2 separate regions of the Homo sapiens genome follow, and region 2 is linked to region 1. The links are chromatin loops, found by intact Hi-C in ENCODE. Cell type or tissue: GM12878. All regions are shown on one strand. Links, peaks and the distances in the headings refer to the core of each region. The heading gives the core; the rest is flanking DNA. Region 1 has its middle 7.8 kb from the start of CCDC188. Region 2 overlaps RTN4R (reticulon 4 receptor).

Region 1 (15,026 bases), core at 984-8,983:
AGAGATAAGGGTCTCGCTATGTTGCCCAGGCTGGTCACAAACTCCTGGCCTCAAGCGATCCTCTTACCTCAATATCTGAAAGTGTTGGGATTACGGATGTGAGCCACTGCACCCAGCCTAGTTATAAAACAGATAATACACACACTCACAGTGTGGATTCAAAAAGTATCAAACAATAAAAATGGTGTCCAAGCTTTTCCCACCTTTATCTCCTGTCCCTGCAGACAGGAGCTTCCTCTTTAAGCTCCTAGAGGTGGGCTGCCGTCCCCTGCCCCTGGTTCACACAGAAGAGGTCATCCTGTAGCCCAGCTTTGCTTTTCACCTAATATATCTCTGAGGTTTTAAAACATTCTTTTCTAGCTATGTATTGAATATTTACATTATGCCAGATCCAGTACATGCCATTGTTATCCTCTGTTTTTTTTTTTTTTTTTGAGACGGAGTCTTGCTCTGTCGCCCAGGCTGGAGTGCAGTGGCGCAATCTCGGCTCACTGCAAGCTCCGCCTCCCAGGTTCACGCCATTCTCCTGCCTCAGCCTCCCGAGTAGCTGGGACTACAGGCGCCTGTCACCGCGCCCGGCTAATTTTTTTGTATTTTTAGTAGAGACGGGGTTTCACCGTGTTAGCCAGGATGGTCTCGATCTCCTGACCTCATGATCCACCCATCTCCACCTCCCAAAGTGCTGGGATTACAGGCGTGAGCCACCGCGCCTGGCCTGTTATCCTCTGTTTATGGGTGGGAAAGCTGAGGCAGGAAGCCCTTTAGTCACTTGCCGAAGGCCACGCTGTTAACGGTCGGACCAGATTTGGGTGGCGGAAGAGAACTCATCCGACAGTAGGGCCAGATTCACGCCCCAGGCCCGTTCCCTCCTGCTCCCTGGTGCTCCTCACACCATCGGCCCTGCTGCCCCTCACTGCCCCTGAGTCCCTGTGCCCGTGTCCTCCTTCTTGAACCCATCAGCCGTCAGTTAACCCTCAGAAAGCTGGCTCGGAGAAGTCCTCATATGGTAGGAAGAGCCCCGTTCCCTCCTCTCCCGGTGTCCTGGCCCCCCTGCAAGGTGACTTCACCTCCTACATCAAGAGGCGGGTACTGGTCTCCACCTCTGGGCTCTGGGCCGGCCTCGGATGCACTTGGCCAATGGGCTGCTCCTAAGCTGCTGTGGGCAGAGGTTGGCACGACACTTGTGCGCTGGGCCTGGACCTCTCTTGCTTGGCTCTGGGGACTGTCCTCCCTGCAGGAGGCCTGGGCTGGGCTGCAGGATGAGAGGCCATGGGTCAGGAGAGGCTTCTGTCGTCCCAGCCGGTCCCCAGCTGCCTAAAGATGGGTGGACAAGCCCAGCGAGGCCCCCAGAGAACCGGCCCATACGTTAGCCAAGTTGCCGGCCATGTACCATCGAGCCCCGGGCTGTCATGGTGGTTTTGCCACTGAGTTTTGGAGTGTGCTGTGACGTGGGAGGAGACATTGAGAGGCCTCACAAGCCTAGAAGCGTCTTACCCTGACCTCACACCTGCTGGACTTCGGGCTGGGAAGAGAACTGGGGCCGAGGGCGTTTTCCCACAGGACTGGAAGGCCGGTCGTGGTCCTTGGTGGTGAGAGCTGGCCAGGCTGCCAGCCTTCTCCCCGGAAGCCTGCAGGGTCCCCTCTGATCCCTGCGCCTCTGGGGGTCACACCAACTGTGGGTCTTTCCTTCCTCACCACGCTGGGCACTTGGTGAGCACATTCTGCCTTGAGACGGGGCATTTCTTTGATAACATTTCTTCTCATTTCCTGCTTGTTCTGGAACTCCTGTCAGTCAAATGTTGGGCCTTTTGAATTGATCCTGTGAGTCCTTCTTTCTACCTTTGCTTGTAGATAGACTTCCCTGAACCCAAACACAAACACTTTCTCTCTGCTTTTTAAAAAATTGGTTTTGGGGCCGGACGTAGTGGCTCACGCCTGTAGTCGCAGCACTTTGGGAGGCCAAGGCAGGCAGATCACTTGAGGTCAGGAGTTCTAGACCAGCCTAGCCAACATGGTGAAACCCCGTCTCTACTAAAAGTACAAAAATTTGCTGGACGTGGTGGTGTGCGGATGTAATCCCAGCTACTCGGGAGGCTGAGGCAGGAGACTGGCTTGAACCTGGAAGGCGGAGGTTGCAGTGAGCCGAGATCAAGCCACTGCCCTCCAGCCTGGGTGACAGAGCCAGACTCTGTTTTAAAATAAATAAATAAATAAAAATAAAAAATTGGTTTTGGATTTTAGCAGTCCTGTTTTTCATTTCCAAGACATTTCCATTGTTCCCTGAGCTCCCCTCTTCTTGTTCCAGAGAATTCTGTTCTGCTCTTAGGGATAAAGTGGCTTTGGGGGGAGGCGAATCTTTTGCTTTCTGCATTTTCTCTCTTGCGGTTCTTTTTTGTTTGTTTAGTCTTGGAGCTTCACATGAGACTCAGTGCTCAAATGTCTGGCTTTTCTTTCTTTTCAATCCCTGTTTATAGGGGAGACAGGCAGAGCTGCCGGGCACTCCTCTTTCCTTGTTAACTTGAGGAAGCCGGACAGCCAGGTCTTGGAAGGGAGGCCTCCTGCCTCCAGGCGGCATCTCGGGCTGCAGGGCTGTGGTCTGGAGTGCGGACAGTACCAGCTCCCACTGCTGTCCTGCCATGCTTGTTCGCAGTACTCGTCTCCTCACACCAGTGACGAGGCCACTGCTTGCCAGCCGCTTGCCTTCTTCCCGCCAGGCTGTCCTGCTACGTCAGCCTCCGCTCTCCACCTCAAGAAGTGTCTCGAAATATCTTCTCTGCAGATGACCTCTCTCCTGTTCTCAGTGCCACGTGGGGCCTCCCCAGCAGAGGCGGCTGGACACCTGGCCCTGGCTGCTGGAGGTTGTTTAGCTGCCAGAGGGTGGCGGTAGCCTCCAGGACCCTCCCCTGGCCTCTGCCCTGTTCATCCTTTGCCGGAATGTCATGGGTTTCAGGATGTGCTGAGCTCCGAAACCCCATGGGGCAACTTGGGATGGGGGCTAAGGAAGGCCTCTTGGAGGAGCCCTGAGGCGAGGTGGCCCTGGGGTGGGGTGGAGGAGGCCCTGAGCAGCAGGGGAGGGGGTTGCACCCTGCTCTCTGTGTCCCTGAGTGAATGGGGCAGGGGCTGCACCCTGCTCTCTGCGTCTCTGAGTGAGTGGGGCGGGGGCTGCACCCTGCTCTGTGTGTCCCTGAGTGAGTGGGGCAGGGGCTGCCCCCTGCTCTCTGCATCTCTGAGTGGGATGGGGGCTGCCCCCTGCTCTCTGCGTCCCTGAGTGAGTGGGGCGGGGGCTGCCCCCTGCTCTCTGTGTCCCTGAGTGGGGTGGGGGCTGCCCTCTGCTCTCTGTGTCCTTGAGTGAGTGGGGTGGGAGCTGCACCCTGCTCTCTGTGTCCCTGAATGAGTGGGGTGGGGGCTGCACCTGCTCTGTGTGTCCCCAGCCTGCTAAGTGCCCCACAGGGGCCAGGATGCTGAGGAGTGAGAGGTCTTCACAGAGACAGGTGGCTCCTGTAATAAGGAAGACAACACTGGCTTCCTGGGCGAACAGCAGGGCGGGGTCCTTAGGTCCCACTGTAGGTGCCCAGGCCCGGATGAGATTCCCCAGTGGCCCTGAGGGGGCGCCCGGGACACCCTGGATGGCCCAGTGTCCTCCCGTCACCCTCGCCCCTGGGCACCATCCTCCTTGGCCTGGAAACCCCAAGCTCCCTGACGCCCCCGCCCCTCTCCCCGGGCCTGTGCCGGGGAAGGATACTGCTGCTCCGTCAGTCAGCCATAGAGCCCCTCCTCCCCCAGCCCCTCTCACCCCTCCCTGTGGTCCTTGCCAATCGCCCTGAGCCCGAAAAGGTGGGAGATTCTTGGAGAGATGGGGCCCTGGATCCCCGGCCCTGGATCCCCATCCCTGGGGTCCCCCACTCACGGGGTCAGATACGCTAACAAAGGCCAAGCGCCCTGCCAAGCGGTGTCCTGGATTGGGGTGGGCGTGGGGGTTCGCCTCAGGTCCAGGCTCCGGGATGTCGTGCAGGACAGGGCGCGGTTGCGGCGGGGGCACTGGCTGGAAGCCGGAACTCCCGGCCTCGAGGGCGGAAAGTGTGGCCAGCGCAGCGTGCTGGGGGGGCCATGGCCCCGTTGCCAGGCAGCGCCTCCCTGGACGCCAGTTGCCATGGAAGCCGCTTCCTGCCCATGTTGCCAGGGCGTCCAGATGGCCTCGAGGAGCCTGGTTCAGAGGGGCCGCCCTATGCCCTTGCCCCTCCTCCGCTGCCCAGGGATGGGCTGGGAGGACAAAGAGGAGGAGAGGCTGGGACTCCCAGCATGGAGATCCGAGTCCTTCCTGCTGGAGCCAGGCTGCGGCCCAGGGCAGGGGCCAGATGGGGCTGTTCTGCTGTCTGCACCGCGGACTTGATGTTCATACCCCAAGCTCATTTTATTTATTTTCTATTTTTATTAAGAAAGAGTCTCACTCTGTTGCCCAGGCTGGAGTGCAGTGGCGCGATCACAGCTCACTGAAGCCTCCAGTTGGGCTCAAGGGATCCTCCCACCTCAGCCTCCCGTGTATTGGGGACCACAGGTATGTGCCACCATGCCCAGATAATTCTTTATTGTTTTATTTTTGTAGAGACTGGGTCTCGCTATGTTGCCCAGGCTGGTCTTGAACTCCTGGCTCAAGTGATCTGCCCGCCTCAGCCTCTCAAAATGCTAGGATTACAGGTGTGAGACACCTCGCCTGTGCTTGGCTGCTCCCGAGCATATCTCAGAAGCCAGGAAACAGGCCCTGAATGGATGGAGCTCGGGGTCACTGGGCCAGCCACAGCCCTCAGAGGACCCCATCTCTGTGCCCTCTAACCTGGGCTCCTGGCCCACACCCACCCAGGCTGCCTGTCAGGATCTGCTCCCTCTCCAGCCCTCAGAGCTGCCCTATGTGGAGGGTTGGGGGTCCCAGAAAACCTGGGAGAAACGGGTCCTGGAAACAGGGTCGGGGGGAAGGGCAGAGTGCTGGGGATGCTGGGCCCACGACCTCCCTGTCCCTGGGGCTTCCCCATGTCAGAGGTGAGGCTCAGAGAGGTAAGGGCGCACCCTTTGTCTGCCCCCTCCCCAGCATGGCCAAGTCGCTCCCAGGGTGCAGGCGATGGCAGGCCATTTGTCTCCCTCCTGGGTGAGTCTCTGGACATGGATTCTCACATTTTTTATTTAAGAATCAGAGAGATATAAGAATGTCAAGGAAAAATCCTCTCATGGACAATGCAGCCCCAGTAAATGACTGTCAGCCGGCGTGTCCAGGGCTTCAAGGCCCCAGGAAGTGGCCATGCTGGGGCTGCCAGGCCTCTGGCTCCAGGGTCACTGGGGCTGAACTGTCTGCCCAGGCCCGGAGACACCCTGCCCCTGAGGAGCCCACCGGCTTGGCCAGTCCATCTTCTTGGCACTCCCTGACCACCACTTACCTTCTAGTCGGACAGTGGAGCCTGGGGGGACAGCGTGGCAGAGTGCCTGATGGTCGGTGACAAAGTCATCTCCAAAGTCCTTGCTGGGGCCAAGAGCCAGGACTCCTTGCCCGTCCCCGTCACTGCCCTGTGCCCGCCCAGCACCTGCTGGGGACTAGGCTGCCCATTGGAGAAGGAAACACAGTGCTGGGCTGTGAGCTCCTGAAGCCTGTCTCTGTGCCCCAGGACCAGGCTCCTGGGTGGAGGGAGAGACCAGGGGCAGGTGAGGAAAGGCAGGGCCCCCAGAATCCCTCCATGCCTGCCCCTCAGTCTCCAGGACTTATGTGCAGGTACCGTTTGGAGCTGTGGTGCAGTTCCCAGTCTCACCACCAGATGGCACCATGCCCCTGCAGAAGCAGTGCCCAGAGCAGGCCAGGTGGTTCTCGGGGGCTGCGGTGGAGGAATCCACCCAGCCGAAGCTCTGGCAGGGAAGGGGCAGTGCTAGGGGGAGCCCCCTCCCCACTTGGATCCGAAGTTCCCATGGGGCCTAGGGCAGGGGCTTGCCAGGTAGCCAGAAGTTCCCTTGCTGAGTCTAGGGTGTCTATCCCACATTTCACATGGAGACGAATCATCCCAGACACCCCGGCACTGTCCCGGGGCCGTTTGCCACCCCTCCCAAGGGGCAGGGCTCCTGTCTTGGGGCCTTCCCAAGCATAGTAGCCTTCGGGCAGCCCCGGCCTGGCCCCAGGTTGTCCCACTTGTCAGTGGGCAGCTGGGGCTGGGGGAGGGGTCCCAGCTCCTGTCCAAGGTCACCATTGCCCCTGACCAGGGTGTGGCAGCTGCTGTGGCCTGGGTCAGTGAGGCCGTGGACGGAGGGTGGCCTGGGTGTAGGCACTGCTCTCAGCTAAGAGAGAGCCCATCTGGAGGAAGAACCAGGAACCAGAGGGATGGCCGGGTTCCCAGCGTGCAGGAGGCCAGCTTAAGTTCAGTAGGGTCCCCCTGCAGGGACTCCAAGAGGCAAACCACATGGAGAGTCACCTGAGAGGGAATGATGGAGGCTGGGGAGGTGGAGCCCCCACCTCCAACTGCTGCCTCGGCCCCCACAGCAGGGGAGGGCGGGAGGCTGGCACTGGCACTGCCCTGGGAGATGCCACCTGGGCCTTGGTCTGGGGAGGAGGGCTGGCCAGGAGGCTGGGTACGGCTACTGCTCTGGAGTGACCGAACCATTTCCACCCTGCTTGCCTTATTCTTCTCATGAGGGCCTCAAGGGGACACACCAGAGGTTTACTGGGGACATGGCAGGGGAGGGATCTCAGTGCTGGCCTTCTGGGGCCCTGCGTCCACTCCGCCCCTTTCTGACCTGGGCTGGGGCCTCTGCCCTCCCCGGGGCCTGGAGACAGAGCCCTTTTGGAGGCCCTCAGGCTTGACAAGCCTACTTCTTAGAGCCAGGCTGTGGGCTGGGCTGTATCCTGGTGGGATGAGGGATCTGGGGCTTGGGTGGGAGTGGGGCTGGGAGCAGGTGGAAGTTGGTGCCTCAGGCTCTGAGGAATGGGCCTGGGATGGCTGCAAAGTGGAGGAGAGGCTCTCTCAACCCTGGGCTTTGGGGTCTGAGCCCAGCCCTGTCCTCAGGCAGTCTGCCCCTGCAGCCCCGCATTGCCATGTTGGTTGGAGTTGCGATGAGAGGTGCTGGGGCCTCCCTTGCCTCTGCCCAGCACAGCTGAGAAGTTACGTGCTGCTGCCCAACTGTGGGGGTTTCAAACCCCGCTGGAGCCTCCAGGTGGGCCCTTGGGCAGCAGGGCCTTGTGGCGGGAGGAGGGGACCCTGGGAAGTCAGGGACCAGGCGGGGGAGGGAGAGAAGGTGGGAGCACAGTTGTGGGTGTGGGTACCCGCCCCTTCCTGAACTGTGTTCCTCCCGGCCCACCTGACTCTAGTCCTCTGTGCCGGCTGCCAGGGGATACCCGAGGCCACCTGCGTCCCCAAAAGAAGGTCTCACCTTCAGAGCCAGCCTTTGAGGCTCCTGGGTGACCTCAGCCTGTTACCCTTGACCCTGAGTTCACCTAGATCAAGTGGGAGGCCGCTCTTTGGGCCTCAGTTCTCCCATCCTCAGGGAGTAGGTCCTCTGTCCCCTGACAGCACCCCTCCTCGCTGTGCCACCACCACTGCCAGGGTTCTGATCTGTGGATGTTCCCCAGGGGGTGGCTCTGGGCTCTCAGGCAACCGGCTACTGTGGATGGTGGTTTGCACGAGAATAGTGTCACTCTTGGGTCCTTTGCTTGAAGTTGGCTCTGCTGAGTGCAGCCTGCAGACATTTTCAGGAAACTGAATCCACAGGCTGGAGCCTTCTGCTTCCCCACAACCCAAACGGCCCCCAGCCAGCCAAACAGCCACGAGAACCCAGCTGCTAGCAACTGCCAGCAGGAAACCCACTACCAGCCGCTCACAGATGGACAGCCCATCCCAGGAGCTGGCCCCACCTCCCCGCCCCTCTGCTGACCAACCCAGCAGCTCCTTGGGTGGGTGTGGCCACCCTGCTGCCCCAACCTGCTCCCGGACCCTGTGCCAGGAGGTGCTTCGCCTCAGCGGGGCCTTGCCTCCCCCAGAGCCGCTCTGCTGCCTGACCTTGCAATGTCATGGGTCCTCTGGGCACTGGCGCAGTTGGGTGGGATCAGCTTTGGCCAGCAGGTGGGGGGCAGGTGGGTAAATCCTCCCTCTCTGCCATCTCCGCTTCCTTCCTCCTGCCCGGCTTCCCTGCCTTTTTCCTACTCTGGCTCCAGGGTTGCACTGCTCAGAAAGCTGTTGCTGCCTGGCCAGCACGCAGGCCTGATTTTCCTGGGAGCCTGGACTAAGACCCTGACCAGTCCTCCCACCCACCACCCACACCACCACCCAGCTAGCCAGCAGCTAGGCCAGGAGTGATCAGGAGGGGGCCCAACCGACCACCCACCCGGCGTCTCCAGCCGGCCAACTCTGCCCACTCAGGGCCGTGAGCTGGAGGTGCCAGGAGCCTCCCGGGAGGCAGTGTGAGGCATTCTTCTTAGTAAGTCCCGCATCGATGATAAAGGGCAGTATCAGCCCCTCTCTGATGCGCAGTGAGCGGCTCACCATACAGGGGAGGCGTTTAATTTATCTCGGGAACTGGGCGCAAGTTATAAAAATGGTAATTTCTTGGAGATTCAATTACATGTTTTCATTGTTACCCTCGATAATCAAGGAAACGATTTTTTATAAAAGGCTGTGGGATGATACTGATCTCAGGAGAGGATCTGGGCCGGGTGGGGGCTTTGGGGACGAAGAGGAGGGCAGTGTCTGCTGGGGGCAGGCAGGGCAAGTGGAGCTGGGCCGGCCGGCCCACCAGCTCCTGCAGCCCACCAGTTCCTCCAGCTCCTCCAGCCCTCCAGTTCCTCTAGCTCTCCAGCTCCTCCAGCCCACCAGTTCCTCCAGCCCTCCAGCTCCTCCGGCCCTCCAGCTCCTCCAGCCCACCAGCTCCTCTAGCCCTTCAGCTTCTCTGGCCCACCAGTTCCTCCAGCCCTCCAGCTCCTTCAGCCCTCTCTGGCCTCAGTCTTCCCATCTGCCGACGGGCCCATCTCTGGTAGGGAGGGTCTGCGTTTTGGCATGAGGGCTGATGAAGTGAGGCGTGACTCCTGGGCCGTGAGGGTGGCTGCGTCCCTGCCCCTCCCTTCCTGGTGCCCGAGCAGTCTCGTCCATCTCCTGAGGGCTCTGCAGGGAATAGAGAGGGGTTCCTGGTGGAGTGTGGACCTGATTTTTTCCCCAAGTGATGTCTTGGCTCTAAATAACATCTCCAGGATTAATGATGCCGGCCCCCAACAGCACCAGGTGATTGGAAAAAGGGTTTTATGGCCCCGTGGGTGAAATTGAACTTGCATCTGAGGTGTATTTCCAAGATGGGATTTTCCTCCCTGGCAGAGGCGGCACATTTCACGCTAATGATAATGGCAGCTCCTCGACATTCATCACCTATAGTTGGGGGGACACCCGTCTGGGGCACAGGGGCAGGGTGTCCCTGGGGTAACCTCCAGGTCTCCTAATCTCAGCAGACTCTGGGGGGCTGGTTCTAGGAGATGCGCCCTCACCCAGTGCAGGGCCAGGGAAGGGGGAGGCAGGAGCCCCCAGGGGATGAACGAGCTCTAGCTGGGCTGCACCAGGGAGGAGGCTGGAAGGAGGCCCCAGGCTGAGGGTAGGACCCGGCTAGTGCTTGCCCAGGGACCCACAGGCCCCTTGCTGAGCAGACTCCAGCGAGGGGCCTGGCCCATCTTGTTGCAAAGGGCTAGAGTCCTGGGCTGAGCTGGGCAGTTGACCTTGGATCTGACTCTGTCTCCCCTGAAAGCTGTTCCACCCCAATGCAGGCTCCTGCAGCCTAGCACAGCGCCCAGCCAGGATGGGCAGGAGGAAGCCCTTCTTCCGACGGGCTGTCACCGCGCCCTGCCTGAGGGGCCTCAAGCCCCAGGGCTCTTGTCTCAGAACTGGGCCGTGGAGATTCAGGAACTATGGGAGTTTGGGGGATCTTGGTGGCTGAGGGCTGTGCTCATGGAGGACTCCTTGAGTTCAGAAGATGAGGCCCACCTTCTGCATAGCCAATAGGTCATTGTCACAGGGACACTGACCACCAGCACCAACCTCCATCCCCCGGCACCTGCCTTTATCACCCATTTCCCAGGTGAGGACAGGGGCTCAAAGAGGGGCAGGGTTCCTCTGAGGTAACACAGCAGGTGAGCAACAGAGCCAGTGAGGGCCTGGGGGTGTCCTGCCACGGGCTGAGGTGTGCCCACATGCAGGAATCCAGGGGTCCGTGGGCCAGGACACTGCCAAGAGTTGGGGGCTGGGGGAGGGAAGGGGGCATTGCCAATGCTGCAGCCCCTGCCCTGGGGGGTAGGAGGGAGATGCCCCTCCGGGGGCCCAAGGGCAGGGTGGGCCCATGCTGTTCCCTCCCACCTGCCACGGGTGAACCTGACAGGAGTGGGGATGGAGCCTGGCATCCCGAGGGAACCTCCTGGAGTAATCACTCCACATGCTCGCGGTAAATACTGGGCCCTTCTTCCCCTCCCAGTAATTGAACTTATTTACTTTTAACTAAGATTAAATGTTCTCTGCGAGCTCAAGATACTGACTGCCCTGTCAGGCTCAGTCCACGCTCTGCTCTTCCTGCCTCTGGGGACCAACCCCAGGCAGGGAGGGACCAGGCAGCCCTGGAGAAGCACAGAAATTGTTTTTCCAGGAAACTCTGGGTGGATAATCCACTTACATCATCACCACTGTCACCATGAGCATGGCCATAACCACCATCATGGTCAGCTCCACCAGCATCACCACCACCACCACCACCATCACCATCACTGCCACCACCACCGCCACCATGACTACCACCACCATCACCACCACCACCACCATCACTACCACCACCACCATCACTACCACCACCACCACCACGATCACTACCACCACCACCACCATCACCATCACTACCACCACCACCACCATCACCATCACCACCACCATCACTACCACCACCACCACCACCACCATCACCATCACTACCACCACCATCACTACCACCACCACCACCACCACCACCATCACTACAACCACTACCACCACCACCACCATCACTACGACCACCACCATAACCATCACTACCACCATCACCACCACCACCATCACCATCACCACCACCATCACCATCACTACCACCACCACCACCACCACCATCACTACCACCACCACCATCACTACCACCATCACCATCACTACCACCACCACCACCACCACCATCACTACCACCACCACCACCACCATCATCACCACCACCACCACCACCACCACCATCACTACCACCACCACCACCATCACTACCACTACCACCACCATCACTGCCACCACCACCACCACCACCATCACTACCACCACCACCACCATCACTGCCACCACCACCACCACCACCATCACTACCACCACCACCATCACCACCACCACCACCATCACTACCACCACCACCACCACCATCACTACCACCACCACCACCACCATCACTACCACCACCACCATCACCACCACCACCACCATCACTACCACCACCACCACCACCACCATCACTACCACCACCACCACCACCATCACTACCACCACCACCACCATCACTACCACCACCACCACCACCACCATCACTACCACCACCACCACCATCACCATCACTACCACCATCACCACCACCACCACCATCACCACCACCACCATCACCATCACTACCACCACCACCATCACCACCACCACCACCATCACTACCACCACCACCACCACCACCACCATCACTACCACCACCACCACCACCATCACTACCACCACCACCACCATCACTACCACCACCACCACCACCATCACTACCACCACCACCACCATCACCATCACTACCACCATCACCACCACCACCACCATCACCACCACCACCATCACCATCACTACCACCACCACCACCACCATCACTACCACCATCACCACCATCACCACCACCATCACTACAACCACCATCACTACCACCATCACCACTACCACCATCACTACCACCACCACCACCACCATCACCATCACTTCCACCACCACCACCACCACCATCACTACCACCACCACCACCACCATCACCATCACTTCCACCACCACCACCACCACCATCACTACCACCACCACCACCACCATCACCATCACTTCCACCACCACCACCACCACCATCACTACCACCACTACCACCAGGACCACCATCACTACCACCACCACCACCACCATCACTACCACCATCACCACCACCACCACCACCATCACTACCACCACCACCACCACCATCACTACCACCACCACCATCACCATCACCACCACCACCACCACCACCATCACTACCACCACCACCACCATCACCATCACCACCACCACCACCATCACTACCACCACCACCACCACCATCACTACCACCACCACCATCACCATCACTTCCACCACCACCACTGCCATCACTACCACCACCACCACCATCACCATCACTACCACCACCCCACCACTACCACCATCACCACCACCACCACCATCACTACCACCACCACCACCACCATCACTACCACCACCACCATCACCATCACTTCCACCACCACCACTGCCATCACTACCACCACCACCACCATCACCATCACTACCACCACCACCACCACCATCACCATCACTACCACCACCACCACCACCACCATCACTACCACCACCACCACCATCACTACCACCACCACCATCACTACCACCATCACCACCATCACTATCCCCACCATCACTACCACTGCCACCACCACCACCATCACTACCACCACCACCACCATCACTACCACCACTACCACCACCACCACCATCACCACCACCACCACCATCACTACCACCACCACCACCAGCACCACCACCATCACTACCACCATCACCACCACAACCACCATCACCACCACCATCATCAGAACCACCACCATCACCATCACTACCACCACCACCACCATCACCACCACCACCATCACCATCACTATCACCACCACCATCACCATCGTTACCATCACCATCACCATCACCACCACCACCACCATCACCATCACTATCACCACCACCATCACCATCGTTACCATCACCATCACCATCACCATCACCATCACCATCACCACACCTCCATCACTATGGTCGCTGTGACTGAGCCCATCCTCACTACTGTCATCAGCACTGTCACAGCACCATGCTGACAAGCCCACAGTGGGTTTGAGGGCTGCCATTGCTTGGGACTAGTTCCTCAGGCACAGGAGGCTCCACGCTGGTCTGATTGCATTGGAGGGGATGCCTGACAAAGGTCTTTATGGGGTGTGCATTGTGGAGTGGGGAGGGGGAGGCTCAGGGAGGTCTCGAGGACTTCATGCCGTGGGCATTCTCCCCGGCCCCCTTCTGTCTCAGCAGCTCCCCACGCTTCTTGACTGAGCTGGAGCAGAGGAAGCAGGCAGGGGTGGGAGGAGGGGCAGGGGCAGGAGAAGGGGCAGGGGCAGCCACAACCACCTCCACTTAGGTTGGAGCACAGCCTCCTGGCCTCCCTAAAGTGAAGGGCCACCCAGAGGAGGCACCTAACCATTCTCCCCTCCGGACTCCACCCAGTGCTTGGATAGCCAGCGGGGCAGCTTGGGGTCGGGGCTGGGCACTCAGCCAAAGGGGCTGGAGAGCATGCCGTGTGCAGAGCCTGCTCCCATGAGGTGGTGAGAGCCTGCTGCACTGGTCTCCTGCCCCGAGCCTTGGCTTGCTCATCTATGAACGGGTGACGTGGTGCCTGCTGCACAGCAGGCCACAAGAGCAGAGCGACAGGACACAGTGAGGGGCGGTAAGGTGCTGCCTGGTAAGAGAGCTGTGGGCTGGCCTCAAGGGGTAGCCTGTGTCCTCTTGCTGAGAATAGTGGGAAGCGAGCTGCGAGCTTGGGCCCACAGTGGTGGTCTTAGGCTGCCGTGGTCACATAACGCCACCTCCCAGTGCCTGCGGCACCACCCCTGGGCTCCGCAGCCCCAGCCAGCCGTCCATGTGGCCCATCCTGTCCTCTCCAGGCCTGTCTGTGTGCACCCAGTGGAGGGTCTCCTGTCTCCTGTGGCTCCCTGAGGCTGCTGGTCACAGAGCTGATGAGGACACTAGAGACCGCTGCGGGGCTGGGCGGGGGCCCTGTGGGAGCGCAGCAGCCTGGGATCTGCAGCTGGGGCTGACCTAGCACAGCAGGCCACTGATGCCACCTCTCAAGTGGCAGGGGCTTCACAGCCTCCCACTGCAATCCCGGCAGGCCTCGGTGCCAGGGCGGCCCCATCCTGGGGGCCACTGAGGACCTGCATCGGCCACAGGGCTCGTGAGCATGGGCACCCCAGGGCTCAGTGGGGGCAGCTAGAGGGAGGGTTCAGTCACCTAGGCCTGCCCAGAGCCCTGCTCAGGGCCCAGGATGAACTGATGGGGGCAACCTGCAGGCGGTGCCAGCGAGAGTGGGCGCTCCCCACAACAGGGGAGCCACAGCCAGCCTCACCGAGAGCAGGGAGGGAATGTGTGGAGATGCAGGAAACCTCTGCCACGTCCAGGAAATATTATTAACAATTAAAAATTTTAAATCTTGGTAACATTCCCGATGGCCAGATAATTAATATAAGAGCAGATAATAATTACTCAATGATTAATAACTGCACTGAATAGTTTTCAAAGTAATTGTGATAAAGAGAATGTTAAATGAAAACCCATCAAAGTTGCTGATGCCCTGCACAGCGAGGGCACCTTAGTGCTGGGGGTGGCCATGTCGACTGGGCTGAGACTGGCCCCCCGGGCCCACTGTGTCCTGGTGGCACGTATGGAGTGTGAGGACCACCTCCCCAACACACACGGGGTGAGGACCCTGCACGCACATGCAAAGGCAGGGGTCTCTCTTAGTATTGGGGCAGGTGGGCAGAACCTGTCTCTCTTCCTGCCTCACTGGGATTGTGGATGACCATGGGGTTGGCTCAGGAGTCTGCCCTGTGCCTGCAGATGTTCTGGATATCTGGGCTAGTGTTGGGGGGTATTATCTGACCCATGGACCAGTCTCTGGTT
Region 2 (13,809 bases), core at 5,810-13,809, 82 kb after region 1:
CCCATGGGACTCTGGGGCCTTTGGGGGCCCTTGGGGGCCTTCCTGCACCCTCACACCTACTCATCTCTGGACTCAGCCTCAGTGTGAATGCTCACCTCGGGCTGAGCCAACCCCTCCAGACACGTTCTGCAGCTCGAGGAAGGAACTGCCCTTTGCAGCTGGGATCTGCCCGAGTTTCAGCAGCAGCCTTGAATTGTAATCCCGAGCGGCTGGCGAATAACACAGCACACAGCACTCGAGAGCCCAGGTGAGTCCTAAGTGGGGCTGGGCTATGGGATCTCTGGCTTCTGGGCCTTTCTCAGAACAGACCCTCCAGGCCACTCTCCCCTACATCCCCGGTTGCTGCACTGGGTGCAGGGGTCCAGAGCCAGGTCAGCTGCTGCCCAGGGAGAGGGCCAAGACTGCAGACCCCGCCAAGCCTGGGGGCAGCCTTCCTGACAACAGCACCATTTGCTGCTTGGGATCAGCCAGGCCGGCTCCCCGCAGATGGGAGGGCTGTGAGGTGAGCACCAGCGAGCCCCTGGAGGTGCCAGAAAATGCCAGTGTGGGCACCAGGGGGCTTCCTTGGGCTGGCATGTCAGGGGAAGCCCACTGGGGCGGCTCAGTGCCCATGATGGAAGCTCAAGTCCCACGGTGCTGCCCCAGGAGCTATACCCCAGTGAGGGTCGTTGGCTGGCGATGTGTCTGGCTGGCATGGGCTGCCTGGTAACGAGGGGGGCCCATGTGTGAGGAGCCTTAGGTAAGGATCCAGCTGGCACACCGAAGACCCCAGGCCAGGGGACACAGGCTGGGGGAGGGGGCTACAGAGACATGAACCCAAAAGAGAATGTCTGCTGACATCCCAACCCTGACAGATAACCAGCTGGGTGACAGGTGGGGGCTGTGCTCAGATCACCCTCCTCTGTCCTGTGCACATGTGTGGGTGCATGGGAGTCCATGCGTTGCTCCTGGCTTGCCCCCTCCTCTCCTCGGCCCAGCTTGTGGTGCTGCGCTGTGCATGGAGCTCGGTTTCTTAGCAAGTTCATGCCATGAGCCGCCAGCTAGGCTGAGGAGGAGTGGGTCTGGGTGCCACTGGGGCGGTCTGGGCTTCCCTCAGCTCCAGGGCTCTTGCCCTTGCTAGCATTGCTGTGATTCTCACCATTGCGCCCTGTTACAGAAGAGACAACTGAGGCATGGGGAGGTGATGGGACCCCCAGGGCCACCCGCAGGAGGTGGCCAGCCCAGCAGCCCTGCCCAGTCCCCCGCCGGCCTTGTGCTCCCATCTGGGCCCCTATCTGTAGTTTCCCCAGTTAACAAAATCACAACAGTCATTCCTGGTTGTTCTTGCTGAATTCTCTCCATTTGAGGAGCAGCATTTTGGGGTCTGTGTCCTAAATGGACCCAATCACAGGAGTCACCCAGGGCACTGGCTCAGCCCAAGACAACACCTTCCCCCATGTGGACACACACACATGGGGGAAAGAAAACCTTGCCAACCCGCCCTCTAGCAAAGGGGCCTGGACTCGCATTTTTAACAAGAACCAAGAGATCCCGTGGAGGAGGTAGTCCACAGGGGGAAAAACACCCTTGAGTCTCAAGTCCCCCGTGGCTCCCCAGCTCTGCCAGTGGCTGCATGGCGGGTGAGATGATGGTGGCTCTTGGGTCCCTCTGAGTCTTGCTGCCCAGGCTGGCACCGGCACATTTTGTCTTGGCTCCATGCTGTCGGGCCCTGAGCTGGGCACTGGGCTCCCTGAGTCTCGTGGGAGCTGTCTGGGTCCTGAAGCAAGTGGTGGCCCGAGCAGGGGAGGCGGTCCCCACCCTCGGGGACACTGTCTGCTCCGGCTGTGGGCTCCGGGGGCTGAGAGCTATTTCGGCTGCACTGGCCTCTCCACTCCTGCCAGGCTTCAGTGAGCTAAGATTGTGCCAAAGTCAACAGAACAGAAAAGAGAGGCTATGGCGCTCTGTCAGGGAGAAAGCCCAATTAGGAGGGGCTTGTGGGGGCAGGGCGGGAGTGCAGAGGGAGCCCCGGAACCTAGCCAGCCCACTGTGATGACAGGGCCTTCGACAGCAGCCCAGCACTTGGACTGTGCAGAACTGCGGAGATGGTGCTGTGAGCCTGGGGAGGGTGCCTTTCTCCCCAGGGGCCCGCATGGGGCCAAGTCTACCAGACTTCTGAGCCGGCATGTCTGGGTACAGGACCTGGCCCTGCAGAACTAGCCTGGGCATCAGAGCCCACCAGAGGTGACTGCCAGCGGCCAGGACCCACCACGGAGTCTCAGGGAGCAGCACACGGGTGGGGAGCGGGTGGAGGGCACACAACGCTGGTGGGGCATGGGCCTGGGCACCTCTCCAGCTGGACACTGCACATGACACCCCAGGCCAGGCCAGGGTCCCCTGACTCACAGACCCCAGGCACAGGGACATGCTGTTTTCCTTTTAGTCCAAGTGTACGGGGTGAGGAGCTGCAGCCCCCACCCTGAGGGCCTGCTCTGTTTAGAGGGGGTGCCAGGGTCCTGGGTCCCTCCCTCTGTTAGAGCTGTCTGGAAATCCTGAGTCGGGTAGGTGAGGTAGGAAAGGGAGACCTCCCCACCCACTGCCCTGCCTGAGCGGCTCCCACGGTCTAAACCCTGTCTTGGGGGTGGTTCCCAGGAGGAGGCAGCAGAGCCTGGTGAAAAGAGACCAGACAGTGTGGACCTCCCTGGCCCTGGGATCAACAGCCTCTCCTGGGCCCAGCTTCCCCAGGCCTGAGCTTGGGGTTGGAGGATCGGCAGGAGAGTGAGTCCATGAAGGCACCATCCCCACCCCTCAGCACCCTTTCCCTCCATGTCATCTCGGCCACCCATCTCAGAGCCCAGCTCAGCACCCGGGCCCTACTGGGCCACCCCGTCAGGCCCTGAGTCCCCATGGAGGGTTTGGAGGCTGGAGGCCGGTCAGCTGGGGAGGGGAAGGGCAGAGGAGCAGGGGTGAGCCACTTGGCTCAGGGCTGAGGACCTCTCGCACTCTGGCCACTGCAGAGGGTGTCCGGCTGGGGCAGGAGGGCTGTGGGAGAGAGATCACATCGTGTGTGGGAGGGGACAGTCCCCTCCTGCCCAGTCCCCTCCTGCCCAGTCCCCTCCCCACAAGGCCTTAGGGAAGGGTGGGGGTGCCACACACCATGGGCTGGTGCCCCCATCCTGGCTTTGCCTACCTAAGGCTCTGGGATTGGCAGGCATGGAGTTCCCCAGCCCTGAGCGTGGCAGGGGCAGGATGACAGACCCACGGTCCCCTAAGCCCTCCCTCCTCCACTTACACCCTCGCCCGCCAGACCCCAGTCATTCTCCTGCCCTCAGGGCCTGGATTCAGCCCCACCCCCAGCCTCCTTGTAAGCCCGGCCTTATTAGTGCTGCTTCACCCCGACTTTGCAAGTCAAATTCCGCATTACTGCGCTCCTGCTCTGTTTCCACCTTGATGCATGGAGAGCTGGAGAGCAGCTGGAGCAGAGAAGGCACTGCAATGAGGCGGCAACCCGTGCTGGCCAGGGGCCCCAGGGCCCAGAGCCAGGTGGGGTGGACCCCGAGGCCCTGTCTTTCCACAGGTGTCCAGGGTCACTCCCACCCCACCCTTGGCCTCCTGCTGGCTCAGCCCCACACCCCCACCAAAGGGCCAGGCTCCGGGTGAGTGATCCTCAGGGCCCCCGCACAGGCTGTTCCCTCTGCACACAGGCTATCCCTGCCTTCCTGTCCAGCCAGTGGGTGGGGAGAAGCGAGTCCCTCCTTTCAGGGATTCTCAGGAACCGAGTGGCTATCAGGGTATGCAGCTGTGATGCACGTGGCAGGAGAAGACCTCAGACGCCACAGCCTAGCTCTCTGTGGGGCAAGTGTGTCTCAGCCTCTCTCTGAGGAGAGGAGAGCCCCTGGACTGGAGGGTGCCCTGCTCAGCTCTGCCTGGGTATTCTGTGGCTTGCAGGGTGGAAGGTGAAGGGCTGCAGGCGCTGGCCTTCCCAGGCCCCCCACTGTCTGCCCAGCTTTTCCTTCTTTGGCAGCCCCAGTTCCTTCCTTATACCCAGTGGGACAGCAGGGCCCAGCCCTAGGGGCCGCAGGAGACAGACATGCCCCAACTGAGACAGACAATGGCCAGCATGGCAGGTGGCCCAGTCTCGGCCACCAGGACGTCCTAGGAGGTACGGCCCCTCAGCTAAGCTGGCTGTCCTTAGTGGCCCAGCTCTGGCTCTGGCTGGTCCTGTGAACTCAAGATGGCAGACACTGTTCCTGGTCTCAGGCCAGGTCTTGGGTGAAGAACGTTGGGTGTAGGACCCTGTACCTCTCCTCCTGGAACACCCCCAGTGGATGGCGAGGTCACTGAGGCTCCATCCAACGGGCAGCCTCCAGGGCAGCCCTCGCTCCTCCCTTGCCCTGGAGGTGGGCACGGGTCAGTGGAAGGATGGGACTGAGGGGCTGGGCCCTTCACCGACCCTGGAAGGTGGCTCCCTGTGGCCTTCCCTGCAGTTTCCTGGTCCACTGTGGTTCAGCCTAAGACACAGGTGAAGGCCTGGTTATCACTTGGCTGCTTTTGCCAAAAGAGTGGCTTCCAGTGAAATCCTTTGGCTGCCGAAAGGCAAAGTCACCCTCCCTCCCTGTGGCCCCAACACCTGCAGGGTTTGTCAGCAGAAGGTTTTCACGGTCCACTGGGCATTCGCGGGCCTTTGGCATCCTCGAGGGCCTGCCTTTGATTAGCACACACCCTTTGCTTGACCCAGAGGGTCCAGATGGCACTGGCTCCACGGCATGGCCTTGAGAATTGAGGCCGGCTTCGGCGAGGATGGTCCCACCTACTCTGGCCTTCAGGCCTTCACCAGGAGAGATTCAGGCTGCTGGCCCAGCCAGTCTCTGCAGGGACACCCCGGTGGGCCCAGGGAGGGACTGGGGTCAGCTGGGGCCCTGGACTTACAGTGGATCCCACTTCCCCCACGTCTTGCTTGGTTCTGGGCATAAGGGTCCTAGTTCTTAGGGCCTGGCCTGGCCCTCTCACTGCTCCCGGGAAACCTCGGGAAACATGGCAGGCTGTGTTCCCCATCCTCAGGCTCCCAAGTCGCTTCTGTCCAGTCCTCTGCTGGTATCTGTGACTCAGCACCATGACGGGGCCCTGTCCAGGGCGTCCTGGGCAGAAGGCTGCTCCGAGTGCACAGCGGGCACCCCCATGGACAGGCTGCGTCCATGTGCCACTCCTTGGCCGCCCTCTCTTCATCTGTAGTGATGACACAGTGACCCCCACCTGCAGGCCTGGTGGCACTGCTGTCACCAGGCACAGGGAGCCTGCCCCCAACCTGGGTGGTGTTGTGGGAGTGGCTGGGCAAGGAACGCTGCTATCCCTGCTGAGCTGGGTGGGCACTGATGGGCATGGGGACCTGGAGTGCTGACCCCTAGCCCTACTGTCGGCAGGCCACGCCTGCCCCTCTGGGGAACTGCTGTGTCCCCCTTGGCTGGCCTAGAAGTGCCTAGAAATGTCTTTTATGTGGGGAGTCGGTGGGTGAGGGCCCCACTGTCCCATCCCTTGAGGAAGGGAGGGCTCTGGGCAGGGTCTGCACCAATTCCCCAGTGCCTGCTGAGGCCTGTGGCTGCCTCAGGGACAGTGTCAGTCACCCCTTCACCCTGGCATAGGTGTCCTATTTCCAGAGTGTAGTGCTGGATGCTTCTGTTTGGCTGTGTTAATTGAGACCAGCTTTTACAGAATGAGCCTCTTGGGGTGGGAAAATCTGCACAGCCTTGGTGTTTAGGGTAACCTGAAAGTGGAGAGTGAGCCTGGGGTGCAGTCTCACTCCCCCATGCCCCTGGGCACAGCTACCCACAGGCCCACAGCAGGCAGGCAGGACTGATGCCATCCTCCAGATCCCCCGACCAGGCCCAGAGGTGGGGCCAGGAGAGATCTGGGGAGTTGGTGCCACCAGATTTCCCAACCATGACAGGATGTCGGGGGGTGGGGGGCAACAGCAGGACTGCCCCAGGCTGGGTCCCCACCCAAGTGAGGCTTGGTCGTGGCCTCATGGCCAGTTTGTCCCTCTGCGGATCTGGAGGGGTCCTCGGCTGCAGCAGGGGGCCCAGATGATCCTGACCTGGGGATGGGAAGGCCTCTGTCCGTGGTTCCCCAGCAGAGCGGGGCCTGTTGAGAGGAGCAGGGGATGGTCTGTTGAAGGAGTCGGTGAACGGAGAGGCATGCAGGGATGGATATGGACAGGGCGGGTGCTCAGACCCTACAGTCTGAGGTGGAGGGGTGGGGTTGGAGGCTGGAATGGCCGCGGGGGAGCCTAGAGGGGTAGGGCTGTGGCTCCACCACTGTTGGCTAAGGGACCTCAGGGAGGGCTTCAGAGGCTGGGGCCCTGGCTCCCAAGGCCTCAAGACCCTCCTGCTCCCCCTGAAGGTAGCAGTGACCGCCTCTCAGAAACCCCTGGCATCCCTGGAGGCTGCAGTCCCCCGCCCCGCCTCCACTCTTTCTCTCTGCTCTGTCATTTTTCAAAAATAATTGTGCAGCAGCACCAGGCTGTCTCTGTGCCCCTCCTGTAGGTTGCCCTACCCCACCAGGTCCCTGGCTCGGCGTCCCCAGACTCTGCCAGGCTGGCCTCACCGTGTGTATCGAGGTGTTCTCCCTGCAAGGTCTTCATCATTCCCCAATTGCTCGCATTTATTTTTCTCCTTCCTTGGTGAGTGGCCCTGCCAGCCTCAGCCTTGTCTCTCCTTGGTGAGCGTCATTAATGCAGCTTCCGCGCCACGATCAGAGGGGGCTGCCCCCACCCTGCCGGCCCTGCCGCTTCTCCTCTGCCCGCCTCGGGATGGATGTTCATTTATTGCCCATAAATCTCTGCACAGCCCTTTGTAAAGACAAATTGGAGGCCTCCTGTTCCCCGGTGTTGGTTGGGCCGATCGGTGGTGGGTTTAATTGGCCCTTCCCGTGGAGGCTGCCCCTGCAGGAGAGGCTCGTTGTGGGCTGGGCCAGATGCACTGCGTCTGCAGAAGGGGCCATTCTCTGCCCCTCATTTTGTCTAGCGTCTGAGGCTGGGCCATGTGCAGGGACAAAGTGTGGATCCTCCCTCGGGCTTCCAAAACATGGCCTCCCCGCATTCACGTGGCCTGGCAGCAGCCCAGGCCCAGGCAGGGCCCTCTCTCACCCAGGGGGTGATGCCTGCAGCTTCAACAGCAACCTCCAGGAAGGAGGCGCATGGGTTCGTTGAGGTGATACAGGAGTGGAAGAGCTTGGTCCCTTGAAATGAATGATAGGGAAAAGGGGAAGTGCTGCGTAGAGGAGGGTGTGATCCCTGGCTGGGGCTCCATCCCACAGACCTAGGTGAGGACAGGCATTTTTGCATTTCCCAAGACCACCCTGGCCTGCCACACCCCCATCCTATGACTATAAAAACTCGCGAGACCCTGGCAGGCACGCACAAGCTGCTGGACGTGGAGAGGAGCGGATTGGCAGAGGAGCACTCAGGCGGCTGGACGTCGAGAGGAACGCACTGACGGGCGCCGGCACCCCGGCAGGCTACCAACCGGCAGCAGAATGACCTGGAGTTTGGCTGGGGCAGCCAGAGGAGAGCCCGGGCCCGACTCCAGGGGAAAACCGTCCCACTCCATCTTCTTCTGCCTTCCCCCATCTGCTACCTCCACTCAATAAAACCTTGCACTCATTCTCCGAGCCCACGTGTGGTCCAATTCTTACACCAAGGCAAGAACCTTGGGATGCAGAAAGCCATCTGTCCTTGCGATAAGGCAGGGCTCTAACTGGGGTTTAATTGAGCTGAGTAACAGAAGCCACCGATAGAGTTAAACTAAAACAGCAAAACTAAAAGAGCACCCTGTAACACGCTCACTGGGGCTTCAGCTATAAACATTCACCCCTAGACACTGCCGTGGGGTTGGAGCTCCACAGCCTGCCCGTCTGTATGTTCCCCTAGAGATTTGAGCAGCAGGGCACTGAAGCAAGCCACAACCCCATTGCATGTACTGTGAGGGGAACAAGGGGACTTTTCCTGTTTCACCAGCACACAGCAGGTGCCTAATAAACGCACAGCGAACTGGTCAGAGAGAGAGGGACCCTCCACCGAGCCCAGCCACTGCACAGGCTGGGAGGGCAGGACTCCTGCCGAGCTTGGCACCCTTTCCTGCACCCAGGTGGCTGTGAGCCTGGCCCTGCCCCGGTCAGCAGGCCTGTGCTGACCCCACATGCAATCTGCTGTTGGTGCCAAGGAAGTGCTACCTGTGCAGCTCTCAGAATGTCAGGCTGGGTGCTCCTCCACTGAGGTCAGGGTCAAGAGACCCTAGGCCAGCTCTGGGGGGCCCACAGGGCGTGAGGGGGGTCCAGGCAGCCAGCCCGGCCCAGCCTGGTTCCACTGCTTACTGTGTGGCCTTGGGGGGCTCCCTTGGCTTTCTGGGGCCTGGGGAACCAGGCGCGAGCTTGGTCCTGTGGTCTGAATCCAAGAAGACAGGTTGTGGGTGGGGACATTTGGAGGGAGGGACAGCCTCGGCCTCAGCTTTGGGACCGTGTGGCAGAAGCACCCTGTCTGGCCCTCTATGAGCTCCTCCAGGGCTGGGCCCAAGCAGGGACCTCTTCTTCCATGAGGGTTTACTCATTCCTCAAAACAGGCACAAAAGCAGAGGGCTGTTGAGGGGTAGTGACCTGCCCCTGGCTCTGGCCATGCGGGTCTGGGCACTGTGGATCCACTCCATGGCCACCTGGCTGGGTGAGGACCAGCCTGGAGGATCAGGAAGAGCTTCTTGGAGAAGGGAGTGGTGTCAGAACTGAATACTGAGCAAAGAGGAAGGACCAAGAAGAAGATCCTAAGGAGTTCTGGGGCTGGGGGCTGGGGATTGGGAGCAAAAGGAGAGATGAGGCTGGACAGGTGCCTGTTCCTCCACCCACTGGCTCAGGACTCCAGGCATGGCCCAGCAAGGGTCCCCTGCCCCTGGGAGCAGGACTCCCCTGCAGCAGACAGAGGCAGGTGGGGAGTGCGACGCACCTGGAAGGGGCTTCCGGAGAGGTGTGCCCTGGCAGAGCCCCACCTCCCCCAGGAAAAGACAGTAGCACCAGGCCCCAGCCCTGGAGAAGCCTGACCAACCAGAGAAGTCCCACGGCCTCCTCCATGGAGTTTGGGGCTCCTCCTCTAGACCTGGGATTGGCACTTTGGGGTCAGGCCAGCTGCTGGGGAGCCCTGGGCCCCGACACATGCACCCTCCCAACAGGAGTGGGGCTCCGGGGGCCACTGGGCTCATGCCCATCGCAGCCACTCTCCAAGGCCTTGGCATAATGGGATCCTTGAGCTGCTGTGCCCGGCGGGGTGGGGGGGGATGGGCTGAGATACACCCTTTGCTGACAGTGGCCATTGCACTTTTCCCACCCAGGCCTCATGTGGGGAGCCCTGCCAAGCCCAGGCTGTGGTGTACACAGGGGCTGGGCTGCAGGGCAGGGCTCCGGAGCGGCCTAGCCCAGAGCAGGGTGGGAAAGGAGCCAGCTGGGGTCCAGGCAGAACAGAGGCCAAGGCCACCAGTGAGAAATCTGGGCATGAGGGTGGCCACCAGGCCGGCAACGTGGGGGAAATTGAGTTGAGGGCTGGGCCTCCTCACTGTGGCTGGAGGCGGCCCAAAGGCCAGCTGACCAGACACAGAGCTGCCTCAGTCACAGAGGTGCCACAGCTCAGGGTGCCACCCCGAGTGACATCCCTAGGCTGACTGACACAGTGGAGGGAATTGACACCCAGGGTCTTGTGATGTCCCCGGGCACTGGGATGGAGAAGCAGAGCAGCACTCTGGAGCACAAACACAGTTGGCAGCGAAGGGTCTGCTCCCGCGTGGCCTCGGGCCCAATCCTGCCTGACATGTTGCTTCATGTCTCTGGGCCTCCGTTTCCTCATCTGTGCCCTGGGGACATTAGCAGTGTCTTCCTGCGGGGATGTGAGTGTGAGGTGCCCTACCACCCCAGGGAGGCTGTGAGCTGCAGGCAGCCCGGCAGTGAGGAGCCCCCACCCCTGCCGCCGCCGCAGTGGCCCGCCCCGGGCCCCAGCTCACACCACAAACACTTGCCTCCCTCTCAACTTGTTTCCGGCATGTTCTCAGTCTCGCTGGATGTTAGTTTACCATCGGCTGCTGAACATTCGGCAGCTTCTATTATTTCAGAACTAATTTAAGGATTAAAAAGTAATTCTCCCAATTACTAGGCAAAGCCCTGGGCAGCCAGATAAACAGGGGGCAGGCGCTCCCATCCAAGGACAGGGCTGCTCCTGCAGCCCTGGGCAGACAGGTGTGCAGGGCAGCTCTGGTGCAGCTCAGCCCCCAGGGCCGCAGGGGTGGAGTCGGGGTGGTTGAGAGGAATCCCCAGGAGCAGCCCAGCCTGGGCCCGACATCTGAGGGTTGCTTGCCCCTATCCCCCACCCAGGTCGGCTACAGCCACCTAGTGGTGAGCCCAGCCCCAGCTGTCACCTCCACCAATTGTGCTGGGTGGTGCTGCCCTGGCTAGGCCTGCAACACAGGGACAGGCCCATGAGCTGTGAAGGATTCGGTCCACAGGGCCCCCTGGGGCTGGCCAGGCATCTTTGGACGGGGCCAGGAGAGTCTGTGGTAGACCAGCAGCCCGCATGGGGTGGGGGCCAGGATTTGATACCCTCAAGGCTGATTCACGCAGCTTTAATTAGCTTTCTGCACCTGCTCTGGGGTCTGGGTGATCAAGGCTGGACACCAGCTGCCACCCCCAACCCCTGCCTGGTCCAGCACCTGACCTCAGGGGCCCAGCCGGCCGGGGCTGGTCAGGCAGAGCTGGGGAGTGCCGGGGTCGGCGCAGGAAGGAGCTGAGTCCCTGGGCCCTGGCCCAACGCCCCGCCCACTCCGGGCCCCTCGTCAGCAGCGGCCGGCCGGTGAGCTCATCTCTTCCTGGGCTGTAAATATCACCCAAGTGCTCACGACTCCCAAATGTGTCCTCCAGCCGGGCCCCTCTGCTGAGCTCAGCCTGCACAGCCCACGCGACACCCCCGCCCAGATGTCTCCTGGGCCTCGACAAAGCGGCCGCTCCTCTCGGCGCCCCCACCTCAGGGACGGGCGCCCCGTGCCGGCTGCTCAGGCCTGGGAGCCCTGCCTGCCGCCTCCACCCCATGGGAGCGTCCATGCATCCTGCTGAGTCCAACTTAAAACTCGTCCACTTCCTTCCGGATCCTCTCACCCCGTCCTCAGGTCTGGTTGGACTGTGCCCAACTCCCCACCCCTGCCACTGCACAGGCCCCCACTGTGGCCTGGAGGGGAGGGTGCAGAGCCCTGAGGGCAGCTGGTGGTGACAGTCAGCCCCGAAGCTGGCCTGAGGGCGACAGGTGCCTGCTTCTTAGTTAGGAGTGGGCCCAGCAGAGGTAATGAACTCCTTGTCCTGGGAGGTGTGCAAGCTGAGGCAGGATCTGCTGTCCTTCCACAAGCCATTGAGGGCGCCAGCATCCACTGCAGTTGGGTCACTCAGGTGGGGCTCAAGGCTCTTTGGAAATGGGTGGCTTCGGTTTCCTGGCTCTGACTGCAAGGAGCCCCCAGCCTCAGCTGAGAGCACTAGCCCAGATCCAGCAGTTTAGCTGCCTCTTCTCAGGCATGACAGGGGCCACTTGGGAGAAAAACTGAATAAAACCCTGCCTATGCCAGTGCCCAGGCACAGCCTGGCAGAATCCTGGGCCTGGCTGTGGGGTCACAGAGACTGGGGGTGCCAGGGGTGCTGATGGTAGAGCTCCAGGCACAGGACAGAGACTGCACAACATTTTGACATCAGGCCATCCATGGAGAGGCCTCTGCTGGGGCTGCCAAGGGTCTCCTGGGCCCAGAGGGGCTGCAGAGGGAGCCCTGGGCAAACAGCACCCCACCCCGGCAGGGCTGCCCTGCCTGAGCTGCCCCCAGCCTTGGGGCAAGGCTGCCGGCCCTGGATCTCAGGTGAGCAGAGGGGCAAACTGCAGGTGGAGGTGTGCGCAGCCACACGGGGGGCCTCAGCACCTGTGGGCACAGGCACAGGGTCTCTCAGGAGAGACAGGACATGTGGGAGGACCCTGAGGAGGGTACAGGCCAGACAGGACCACTGCATCCTGGCTCTGCCCTGTGCTTGATGGGAGGGGTCTGAGCCTTGGGCCGCAGCACACGCACAGAGAAGCGGGCGGAGGAGCTGGGGCCTTGGCTGCTAAGCGCGTCCTCCCCGCTTCTTCTCCCTCCTTCTCCTCCCCCCAGGCTTCTGGAGCCCCGGCCGCCCCCACGACCATCTGGCTTCACCAGCAACGCTCCCCCACACCCTCCCCCACGTCACTGTTTTTCTCCCTCTCCCCCTCCCCAGCCACTGCCCTGGCGGGGAGGGGGCCCTTTCCTGGGAAGGCTTCCTGGCCACGTGGCCCTTCCCTTTTGTTTCTGAGTCCTCTTCGGCCCAGGCCGTGGGAAAGCGTGCCTGTGCATATTTCTGCCTGTGCATATTTTTGCCTGGATGCGTGTGCTGCTCTCGAGCCCCCGGTGCCTGCATGTGTGTGGACATGTGTTCCCTGCCCTGCTGTGTGTGCATGCGTGTATGCATACATGGGTGCAGGGACATGCAGACCCACCACGGCCTATGTTTGGGGTGTGGGCATGCTGTAAGTGGGGGTGCCCCAGACACGCATGTGGGGTCTAGTGTGACCACCAGCAGCGGTGTGAGGGTGCATACAGCCCCCACTGGGCCTTGAGGCCAGGCCTGACCCGCCCAACTCTCCTTCAGGGCCTTCCTCTCCTGCCACCCACCAGGGGTAGGAACAGGGTCCCTCATCCTCAGCCTCCTCCTGGGGGCTGCCCGGGCAGCCTGATTGGGGTGGGGGGCCCGAGAGCAACTGTCCCCACAGGGGCTGCTATGTCCAGACCCATGGACCTGGCATGTGCTCCATCAGCCAGGCTCAACGACGTCAGCCACCAAGCATGCTCCATCTGTGCGGCTGGGGGGCCAGGGGCACCTGACATTGGAGCTGCCCTTGGCCAAGGCTGTCCCACCTGTGGTGCCAGGCAACTCCCTTCCTCTGGGGGCCTTGTGATGGGGGAGAGGCTGCCCGTCCAGCACCCACCCCTGCTTCTCACCGCCCACAGCACCCTAGCCTGAGAGGCCACAGCTTAAGAAAAGAGCTCTTTATTCCACGTCGTCCGATATTTTTACACAAGTAAAATAAAATGCATATCTCTATATACCGCGATCTGGGTGGGAGGCGGCGTTCTGGAACAAACGCTGCCGCCGAACCCTGTAAACATGATGGGGTGGAGATGGGGGTGGCGGGCGGCAGGCGTCCATCAGGGAGGACCTGGCCTGGCCTGCCCCACGGGTCGGCCGCCCGGCTGGCTTGGCGGCGTGGAGAGAGACCCCGTATGTACACACACCTGGCTGCTGAGCACGCTCTTGTGTCCGCTGGGGGTCAGCAGGGCCCAAGCACTGTCCACAGCACCAGCGCCAGGCCCAGGGGGGTGAGGCTGCAGGTGAGGCTGGGTAGGGCACCTGAGCCTTCTGAGTCACCAGTCCCGCCACCCCCGCTGCCTGCCTGGCCCAGACGGCAGTGGCTGCGGGTGCGGTTCTTGCGTGAACAGCCTGGCCTCCGGCGAGGGCCCGAGGTGGGGAACCCTGGTGGCTCGGAGCCCTCGGGCCGCACTGCAGTGAGCGGGGGCTCAGCAGAGCCAGGCAGAGTCCCAAAGGGTGAGTCATTGATGTGCCGTGGGCCAGAGCCGTTGCCCGGCGGGCTGTCACCGGGCGGCACGCGTCCCTTCAGCGCATTGCCTGCCGAAGCTGGTCTTCCAGGCTCCAGTACTGAGGCCTTGTCAGCGGCATCTGGCTGGCAGCACTTGGGAAGCCCCAGCG

The links. A loop is a pair of places that touch in the nucleus more often than their neighbours do. Peaks named below come from ENCODE experiments on the same cell type or tissue, not always from the same donor. Only the 100,000 strongest peaks of a DNase experiment are listed, where the experiment ranks them.
Region 2: it touches region 1 in a loop (5-fold over the local background); 17 of 110 quality-filtered maps call a loop at or near these places.

The regions. Positions count from the first base shown.
Region 1 is chr22:20,151,379-20,166,404 of GRCh38, forward strand. No RefSeq gene overlaps it. Among named protein-coding and RNA genes, the nearest start is that of CCDC188, 7.8 kb to the left of the region's middle. RefSeq lists a silencer at 4,008-4,302 and an insulator at 5,662-5,899. In GM12878, for the core only: a CTCF peak has its summit at 5,800 (motif pointing right); a DNase peak (open chromatin) is centred at 5,823; H3K27me3 peaks cover 133 bases.
Region 2 is chr22:20,228,339-20,242,147 of GRCh38, forward strand. RTN4R (reticulon 4 receptor) reads right to left here. Exons shown (of 2, transcript NM_023004.6): 2 at 13,077-13,809. The coding sequence ends at 13,373. LOC105372863 (a long non-coding RNA gene) reads left to right here. Exons shown (of 2, transcript XR_007068009.1): 2 at 77-7,641. Among named protein-coding and RNA genes, the nearest start is that of MIR1286, 14 kb to the right of the region's middle. RefSeq lists silencers at 2,620-2,775, 9,874-10,023, 10,208-10,502, 10,714-10,773 and enhancers at 2,651-3,444, 9,632-10,224. In GM12878, for the core only: a CTCF peak has its summit at 10,394 (motif pointing left); no DNase peak of the experiment used is centred there; H3K27ac peaks cover 643 bases.